2 separate regions of the Homo sapiens genome follow, and region 1 is linked to region 2. A link is a contact called in ENCODE Hi-C or POLR2A ChIA-PET data. All regions are on one chromosome and are shown on one strand. The core of a region is the stretch at or near the end of the contact, and the rest is flanking DNA. Distances in the headings are between cores, read along the strand shown.

Evidence for each region. A loop is a pair of places that touch in the nucleus more often than their neighbours do. ChIA-PET counts read pairs that join two places held with the same protein, here RNA polymerase II (POLR2A). Pooled maps may share reads with other maps.
Region 1: a pooled map shows a loop between it and region 2 (4-fold over the local background). The contact joins two enhancer-like sites. A Hi-C loop is called at or near these places in 1 of 50 pooled maps. POLR2A ChIA-PET finds 5 or more read pairs at or near these places in 4 of 52 experiments (AG04450, B cell and activated CD4-positive, alpha-beta T cell).

Annotation. Positions count from the first base shown.
Region 1 is chr18:3,583,893-3,588,728 of GRCh38, forward strand. The region is part of intron 7 of DLGAP1 (DLG associated protein 1); the gene reads right to left. Among named protein-coding and RNA genes, the nearest start is that of DLGAP1-AS1, 7.8 kb to the right of the region's middle. RefSeq lists an enhancer at 3,046-3,215. Within about 2 kb of position 2,044, at least 6 of the 41 ENCODE cell types and tissues checked have a DNase peak (open chromatin) inside an H3K27ac peak, as active enhancers do; they include B cell, where a contact is called at or near this core.
Region 2 is chr18:2,603,838-2,608,318 of GRCh38, forward strand. It overlaps NDC80 (NDC80 kinetochore complex component), which reads left to right. Exons shown (of 17, transcript NM_006101.3): 14 at 2,578-2,670. Among named protein-coding and RNA genes, the nearest start is that of NDC80, 35 kb to the left of the region's middle. Within about 2 kb of position 1,999, at least 4 of the 41 ENCODE cell types and tissues checked have a DNase peak (open chromatin) inside an H3K27ac peak, as active enhancers do; they include B cell, where a contact is called at or near this core.

The DNA.
Region 1 (4,836 bases), core at 794-3,293, 980 kb after region 2:
AGCTGAGATCGTGCCACTGCACTCCAGCCTAGGCCACAGAGCAAGATTCGGTCTAAAAAAAATGGTGGGGGCCTGAATCTAGGCTGCTGAGTACAATTTTGGACCCGTACAAGGGGGTCAAGGTCTATTTGGAGGCTCCCGACAGCAGCCTCAGCCCCTCCCTCTAGCCATTTGATTACAACGCTGAGGGTTTTGAAGAAGCTTTACACGTTGGCTTTCAGTTTCTCATTTGTAAAGCATGATTTAAGAAAATAAGGATCAAAAATGAATTAAGTTTCCAAGTGGGACTCCGGTCAGTGAAGCACAATTCCTTAAGCAGCTATTATAAATTCATTCAAATAATTATGCTTCCATCATTTCCTCCCCACCCCACCCCAGCCCACCCACTCTCACAGGTGGTGTCACTGTGGCTCCATCACATCAGCTAGACCTGGCCATGCAGTCCCAACTTGTTACCTACAGTTCCAGCTGCCAACTCAGGCCATCTCACTGAATGAAATACTTGCTTCAACATTGAAGATGTTTCCTCTGGCCACTCAGAGGAAACACCCTATAATGAACAATAAACAAAAGGACTCTATTATGCTGTCCTGCTGTTTCAGTGGCCTATGATTTGGAGTAATTTCCTTAACCATAAAATAGATGGAGACAATAATGTTTGGCTATTTCCCAGGGATTGCCTGAGTATTGGAGGAATAAATCAAGCAAATGTCTCATTACAATATCATATGGACTCTGGGATGGGGAAAGACAAGGTGCATGACATAGAGGCAGTCACCCCTCATTCCCTGGGTGGATGACTGGCAGAGGCCCAGCCCAGGAGAACTTCCCATCTATGTTGACTCATGAAACACACAACTTCATCTCTCTTTTTTTTAGAGATAGGGTCTCACTCTGTCATCAGGTTGGAAGGCAGTGGCACGATCATGGCTCACTGCAGCCTCGATCTCCTAGGCTCAAGCAATCCTCCCACTTCAATCTCTTGAGCAGCTGGGACTAACAGGTGTGCACCACCACATCCAGCTAATTTTTTATTTTTTGTAGAGATGGGGGTCTTGTTGTGTTGCCCAGGCTGGTCTTGAACCCCTGGCTTCAAGCGATCCTCCCATCTTGGCCTCTCAAAGTGCTGGGATTAGAGGCATTAGCCACTATGCCATGCCCGGCCCATCTTTATCATTTGAATGCAGCTCAACAATAAGTGTCGACTTCCTCATTTTTTAGCTAATGCACCTGACAGGAAATACGACTCAGGGAAAATACAGTGCTTGCAAGGTGCAGAGTCAGGAGCGAGCCAGCCAGCCTCAGGTTCTTCCCACTAGCCCACAGCTAAGCCTCTGGCTAAACAATGCCAGTGCATATACATTGTAAATATCTTGCCTCACTCAATTTAGTTTCTTGCATCCAAACCATGGTGGAGCTCTGGTTCCCAGAGAGGCATGAGTGATGGTAGTCCTGCTGGGAGTAACGCTCATCTCAGTGATTCAGCTGAAGACCCAGAGTGGGTGGGAGCCATAATTAGGATAGAACCTCTCCCTGCTAAAATTGAATGAAACTACAGCATTGTACCACTTCTCCTAAGACATGTCTTTACAACGTGAACTCACTATTTTGTTCAAAATGGATTCTCAGGACATTCCGCCCACTGATATTTCAAGAAGCTAAATAACATATTCCAACATCAAATGTCTGATCTTTTGGATTATGTATTGCTTCTTGTTAGCTCTCCTTGGTTTCTTCTTTTAGTGTGGATAATCCAAACTGGACAGTGAGGCCAGGCACAGTGGTTCACACCTGTCATCCCAGCGTTTTGGGAGACTATGGTGGGAGGACTGCTTGAGTCCAGGAGTTGCAGACCAGCCTGGGCAAGATAACGAGATCCCATCTCTACACAATTAGAAAACAAAACCAAACAGTCCCCCTCCAAAAAAAAGCTAGATAATTCAGCCAAATATGGAATCATTTGATTTGCTGTGACATACAGTAAAAATCCTGCCATGATGTGATAAGTGGGGGTGGGAGGGGCTAGTTCACATTGTTTCCAACGCATGACTGACCTTGGGGACTGAGCCTCCAGTGCGGCTCCTACACTCCCCAGGCCAACTGCAATTGGACGCCACCTGGTGGCTGTTGTCAGCTCATCTTCGCTATCGATAGGGATAACTCTGGATACCTTGCTCAACAGGGACATTGGCAGAGTTCCAGTAATGCTTGACATCTACCATGGTTAGACTGGACAGGGAGAATACTGGAGACATGGCTTCTCCAACAGGGTGGTCCAGCCCCCAACACCCAAAGAAGATAAGATTTTGAGATCCCCCCCAACTTCGAATAAGGGAGCTGAATGGAGGGCAGGAACCATCTCCCATGTTGTTATACGGAGGGACATTACTCATTATTATGAGGCTTAAGGAAAGGAACCATCTCCCATGTTGTTATACGGAGGGGCATTACTCATTATTATGAGACTTAAGGACAGGAACCATCTCCCATGCTGTTATGCTGAGGGACTTTACTCGTTATTATGAGGCTTCACTGCAGTGAGCGGCACTGTCCAGTCATGGGCTAGGAAGGTAAAAGGAATTCAAATCTTCATGACTGCTTTTTTTTTTTCAACTACAGACGGGATCTCACTGTGCTGTGTACGCTGGCCTTGAACTCCCAGATTTAAGAGATCCTCCCCCTCTGCCTGCTGAATAGGTGGCACAACGGGCGCATGCCACCATGCCCGGCTTAAGATTGCCATTTGAAGGAGAGGAAAGGGATTCAAATCACAACTCACACTTCCCCATAGTTCCCCTTCTTCATTTTCCAATTCTTCTGCACTCCAAAACTCATACAACGAAATCCTTCCATTTTCCCCAACATCCCCCTTTCCTAGATTTGCTAAGCCCTAAACCCACACTTCTCTCCTAAGGGTATTTTGTTTGTTGGTTGGTTGGTTTCAGTTCTACTCTCAGAATTCAGTGCCAGGAAAGATTTAGAACCCACTGAGAAGGTCTGAGCACCAGCAGGTGTGTGACACATAAGAGTGAGACTGAAGGAGGGTGAAACACCAGCCAATATGTTTGTCTTGCCTGGTCAAAACAGAAAGAGAAAATGAGAAAGAGAAAAAGAGAAAACGAGCAGTTTCTATACAGTAAGTGAAACATCTGATTTGTTTAAGAGTGACGTTCTCTTTTTATTTTGAGACGGAGTTTCGCTCTTGTCGCCCAGGTGCAATGGTGCAATCTCGGCTCACTGCAACCTCTGCCTCCCGGGTTCAAGCAATTCTCCTGCCTCAGCCTCTGGAGTAGGTGGGATTACAGGCCTGCGCCACCATGCCTGGCTAATTTTTGTGGGTTTAGTAGAGACAGAGTTTCACCATGTTGGCCAGGCTAGTCTCAAACCCCTGACCTCAGGTGATTCACCTGCCTCGGCCTCCCAAAGTGCTGGGATTACAGGCATGAGCCACCGCTCCCTGCAAGAATTGAGAGGTGAAGCCAGCTGGACTTCCTGGGTCGAGTGGGGACTTGGAGAACTTTTCTAGCTAAAGGATTGTAAACGCACCAATCAGCACCTGTGTCTAGCTAAAGGATTGTAAACGCACCAATCGGCACTCTGTAAAAACGGACCAATCAACACTCTGTAAAACGGATCAATCAGCAGGACGTGGGCGGGGACAAATAAGGGAATAAAAGTTGGCCACCCCAGCCAGCAGCAGCAATCCCGCTTGGGTCCCCTTCCATGCTGTGGAAGCTTTGTTCTTTCGCTCTTCACAATAAATCTTGCTGCTGCTCACTCTTTGGGTCCACACTACCTTTATGAGCTGTAACACTCATTGTGAGGGTCTGTGGCTTCATTCCTGAAGTCAGCGAGACCACTAACCCACCGGGAGGAACAAACAACTCCGCACACACCAGCTTTAAGAGCTGTAACACTCACCATGAGGGTCCGCGGCTTCATTCTTGAAGTCAGCAAGACCAGGAACCCACAAGAAGGAATAAATTCCAGACACAGAATGACGTTCTCAAAAACAATGATTTTTAAAATGTAAGTGGAACTTGAAAAAAGAAATGATGCTGTATTTTTTATCACCATTACTGCTTTCCTTTGCCCTGATAAGTTTTTTGTTCATTTCAAATGAAATTATTTTTTTCCTCATCTGGCTGAAAGGACTCTTATCCATTTATGAGAGAGTTGCAGAACTAGAGCTGCAGATTTCAGTGACATTTTCATTCAGTGGATACTGTAGTGCACAGAGAGACCAGAGGTTGGTATTTACATTTAAGAAGTTATATATTTTTGGGGCCGGGCGCTGTGGCTCACGCCTGTAATCCCAGAACTTTGGGAGGCTGAGGCGGCCAGATCACCTGAGGTTGGGAGTTCGAGACCAGCCTGAACAACATGGAGGAACCCCATCTCTACTAAAAATACAAAATTAGTCAGGCGTGGCAGCACATGCATCTAACCCCAGCTACTCGGGAGGCTGAGGCAGGAGAATCACTTGAACCTGGGAGGCGGAGGTTGCGGTGAGCCGAGATTGCGCCATTGCACTCCAGCCTGGGCAATAAGAATGAAACTCCGTCTCAAAAAAAAAAAAAGTTATATTTTTAAGAAAGACATTATACGGCAGAGTGCGGTGGCTCGCTCCTGTAATCCCAGCACTTTGGGATGCTGAGGCAGGTGGATCACAAGGTCAGGAGATCAAGACCATCCTGGCCAACATGTTGAAACCCCATCTCTACTAAAAATACAAAAATTAGCCAGGCGTGGTGGTGTGTGCCTGTATTCCCAGCTACTCAGGAGGCTGAGGCAGGAGAATTGCTTGAGCCCGGGAGGCGGAGGTTGCAGTGAGCC
Region 2 (4,481 bases), core at 749-3,248:
GGATAATTTCATAGGTCACTGTTTTCAAATACTGAAGACTGGATGATTTCTGTGACATGTAAATTATCATAGAGCATAAAGAGACCTAATTCATTTATAAGGCTAATGTAGGCCTCATACCACAACATGACAAAGATATTACAAAAAGAAGAAATTAAGCTAATCACACTTATGAATATGAATGTAAATAAAGGTTAAAGTTAAATATTTGAAACTGAAATTTATGCAGCAAATATTTTTTGAGTGCTTATGTGCCTAGTACTGTAATAGATGGTGATACTAGTACAGTGCAGCATCTGCCTTTGTGAACTTCATTTTAAGTGGGAAGATGGGCATGAAAACAATTTCTTCTATCATAGCTTTTTGTAATGTGAATACAGCGCACTGTGGATTCTCATAATACACTTAAGTACAGGCTCCTTCTGAGAGAAGTGATAGCTGGGCTGAGTTGTGAATAACAAGTAGGTGTTGGCCAATGGATACACAGAAGGATGCTCATGTTCATCCACATGCATGCACACACACATACACCTTGAGGACCAGAGACCAAGGAGTACAGCATGGACCGGGCATAGTGGCTCACGCCTGTAATCCTAGCACTTTGGGAGGCCAAGGCGGGTGGATGGCTTGAGCTCAGGAGTTCAGGACCAGCCAGGCAACATGGCAAAACCCAGCCACTACCAAAAATATAAAAATTAGCTGGATGTAGTGGCATGCACCTGTAGTCCCAGCTACTCTGGAGGCTGAGGTGGGAGATTGCTTGAGCCCTGGAGGTGGAGGCTGCAGTGAGCTGAGATTGTGCCACTGCACTCCAGCCTAGGTGACAAAGTGAGACCCTTTCTCCAAAAAGAAAAAACAAAGAGCACAGCATATTAGTAAATTACCATGAGTGTAAGTGAGATAAGGGAGAAGCCTGGAGAGACAAGAACCTAATTATGAAGGGGCTTGCCTTACTGGTTGAATTTTTTTGTATTCTTTAGGCAGTAGAGATCAATGAAGATTTATAAGTAAGGAAATAACAATAATTATTGTTATTTTAGTAATTTCACACTGTTGGCCTTTTGAAGAATAGATGAGAGGTGCATGAGACGAGACCATGCAATTAAGAGACCTATCAATATCCTATACAGTGAATAGTAAATGGTAGGGACCCAAAGCAAGGCTATTACAGTGAAGACGGAGAAAGGAGATTTAAAGATGGAAACAACAGTTTGGTTGTCCATTTGTATGTGAAGGTCAAGAAAGAAATCAAGAATGCCCAGGTGTCTTATCTTTGGCAGATGGGTATGTGGTGATGTTCTTTACCTTGATAAAGAATATAAAAGAGAAGTATATAGAAGAGAGAATTGTAGGTTGGGATATGCTGAGTTTCAGGTCTCTGGGGCATCAAAGTGGAGAATGTCCAGTAGGCAATTGGAGTCGGGCGGGCTATATGTATGTGTGTGTGTGTGTGTGTGTGTGTGTGTGTGTGTGTGTGTGTGTGTGTGTGTGTATGTACACAATGGAAATGTGTACTTTGGGACTCAGAAAAAAATGTTTAAGTAATTAATGCAGCTTTAGTAATGCTGACATGGAAAGTAGAAGCTGCTCAGAGATGAGTAAACATGCTTTTGACCAACCATGAGAATCAGTGGAAGTTCTGGTTACTTGAGTATCTGTTGTTGTTATTACAAGTGAATTTAAAACAACTCGTTTAACTTGTTAGTTACTGCAGATATAACATACCTTTAGAAAAAGTTCTTGGTGTTAGATCTGGTTTTGAGTTCTGGGCGTATGCTAGTTGTATATGTCACTACCCTGTGTTTTGTAGCAAATAATAATAGCTTCACTAAATTTGAACCCCTAAATTTTTTTTTAATTTCATATGTGTGTAGAATTATCCTTTAAAAAAAAGTCAGCTATTTATACATTTTACTCTTTTGTGTTTCCTGCAGGAAACAGTTTCCTCTTGGTATAGCTGAAGAACATTCTCTATTAATTGCTGACATCAACTGGTATCAGCACTTGCCAACAGGAAATGAACTTGAAAAACACTTTTTTCTTTCAGTTTTGGTTTCAACTGATCTTAAAGTTCAAGCTTTAACAAGATTAAATGTGGTTACCTTATTACTTTTTGAAGGAATGCATGACTATAATAGCAAACATCCAATAAAATTAATACAAACAATTCTTTTTTAACATTTTAGAAAATGAACATACAAATGAAAAGCTAAATAGCTGTAGTAGATATAGTCTAAATAAAGCTAGATTTCAAATCCAGAGGCAAAAATTATTTATATATGAATAAATTGATATAACAATATTAATAATATATAATATATATGAGAGCTTAAAAAGCACTCCCACAACAACTAGTGGAAAAACAGATATTAACATCGTTAACTTTGAGGTTTCTTTGAAATTAATTTCTCTTTGGAGAATAATAAAGTTTTTGGACAAATGATAAGTGAGAGTCCAAAAGGACTAGAAGAAATAACATTGTTCAGTTAGTTGATTGATAATATAAAAACTCTATAACTTGTTAAAATATCTTTGATGTATAGTTATGATTTCTCAACCAAAGTTTTATTTCCCCAGTTGAATGCAATGATAACAGAAAGCAAGAGAAGTGTGAGAACTCTGAAAGAAGAAGTTCAAAAGCTGGATGATCTTTACCAACAAAAAATTAAGGTAAGAACTTTGCCACAGTTTGCGTAGGTTATCAAAAGCTATGTCATGATTGCTTGATGAGTCACATATTCTGACATCAAAATCAAAATCTTTAAGCTATATATATCCTATAATTTGTATCTTGGGTTAGTTTTCTCTGCCAAAGTTTATCGTAAGGAGTCATTTTATTTTGTTCTTTAAAGGACATTTTTCTGGATTAGGGCTGTTTTACCATAGAAAAGGAACATTTACTTTTCCTTTATCTGGTATTTTATACTTGCATATGACTCAGTATCCTTGCAAAACTAAACAGAATCTCTCCTACCTTTTTGTAGAGATTTATTGTTATGTACTGCTAAAGCCTGAACCCCAATAAGGTCTTTTGAATATGTAGTTGCCCACCAAGAGTCATTGTAAACTGACTATCCTGGTCAAATTCCAAAGACTGTTTACGTGCAATCTAGAAGGTGGGTAAAATAAAAAGACTGATTCTTCAACATTCTACTGTCTGACCAGCATTTTACTTAAAGTATTCAGATGACTCTATTCATTACCACTTACACAATTCATGTGAAAATTTTAACTATGCCAATATTTTTTACTTATGTCAACAAAGTATTAGGAATTGAAAACTTTTCTCTTTGCCTGTGTTATATTTAGGACCTATTTGTTTTCTTAAACGGTGTGAAATGTTTAGAAAATATACCACATAATATGATCTAAATGTGAAATATAAGACATTGGTAATCATTTTTCTTTTTTCACACATCCTCCATGACAATGCTTGAGTTTACTCTCTGACGCACTTAAATGAAAGGTTTTATGATACTTAATCTTCACAAACCTTAGAAATGATTAATTTGGGCTACTTTGCCTGTGCATAGTTAATACATCTGTGAAATAAGGACCTAGATAAGGCTTCCTTGAAGCTCATGGGAAAAAATCTTAATTAAAATATTATAAAATTTCCTGTTGTTCAGACTGGAAAATACTGCTGAATGAATCCTATGCAAGCTTTTTGAAAAGGTCACATTTGGTAAATACTTCCAACTCACCAAAAAACTAAAAAACTTCACTACTGAATTCTAGTCAGTTGACCTTGGCGCCCTAAAAACTGAACCAATTTTATTTAGTTTCTGCATCTTTGAGAATAAAGTGACTTTTTAATTTTTTAAAGGAAAAAGTATTTTTTGTTCATAATATAAATACTCATTAGAAACAATAGAGACTCGAGAGAAATGTATAAAATGGGAACTGAAATGTACCTTATAATCCACCATAATCCCATCACTAGAAACAATGGTTAAAGTTTAGGGAGTGTCTTCCAGATATACAAACATATATTTTTTTAATGGTACCAAATTATACATAGTTTTTCATAATCTGTCTTTCTCAAGAAAAGATATCATGGATATCTTTTCATACAAATGTAGAGAGAGCAATCCTTCTATTGTGTTTTTATTTTACATATATACATAGTATATATATATATATATATATATATATATATATAACTTATTTAGCTAGCCCCTTATTAATTTTTTCCCTAAATTTTCAACTGACCAATAATGTTGCTGTGAATATCTTTGTATATCTTTATGTATTTTTCCATTCCTTCCCTTTGATAAATTTCTGAAGCATCGAATTAAAGTTTATATATATTTTAAAGCTTATATATATTTTAAATTTTAATAAATATTTTCAAATTAAAAAATAATAAAATCACCTTTTTTTTTTGAGACAGTGTCTCGCTCTGTCGCTCAGGCTGGAATGCAATGGCACAGTCTCAGCTCACTGCAACCTCCACCTCCTGGGTTCAAGCGATTCTCATG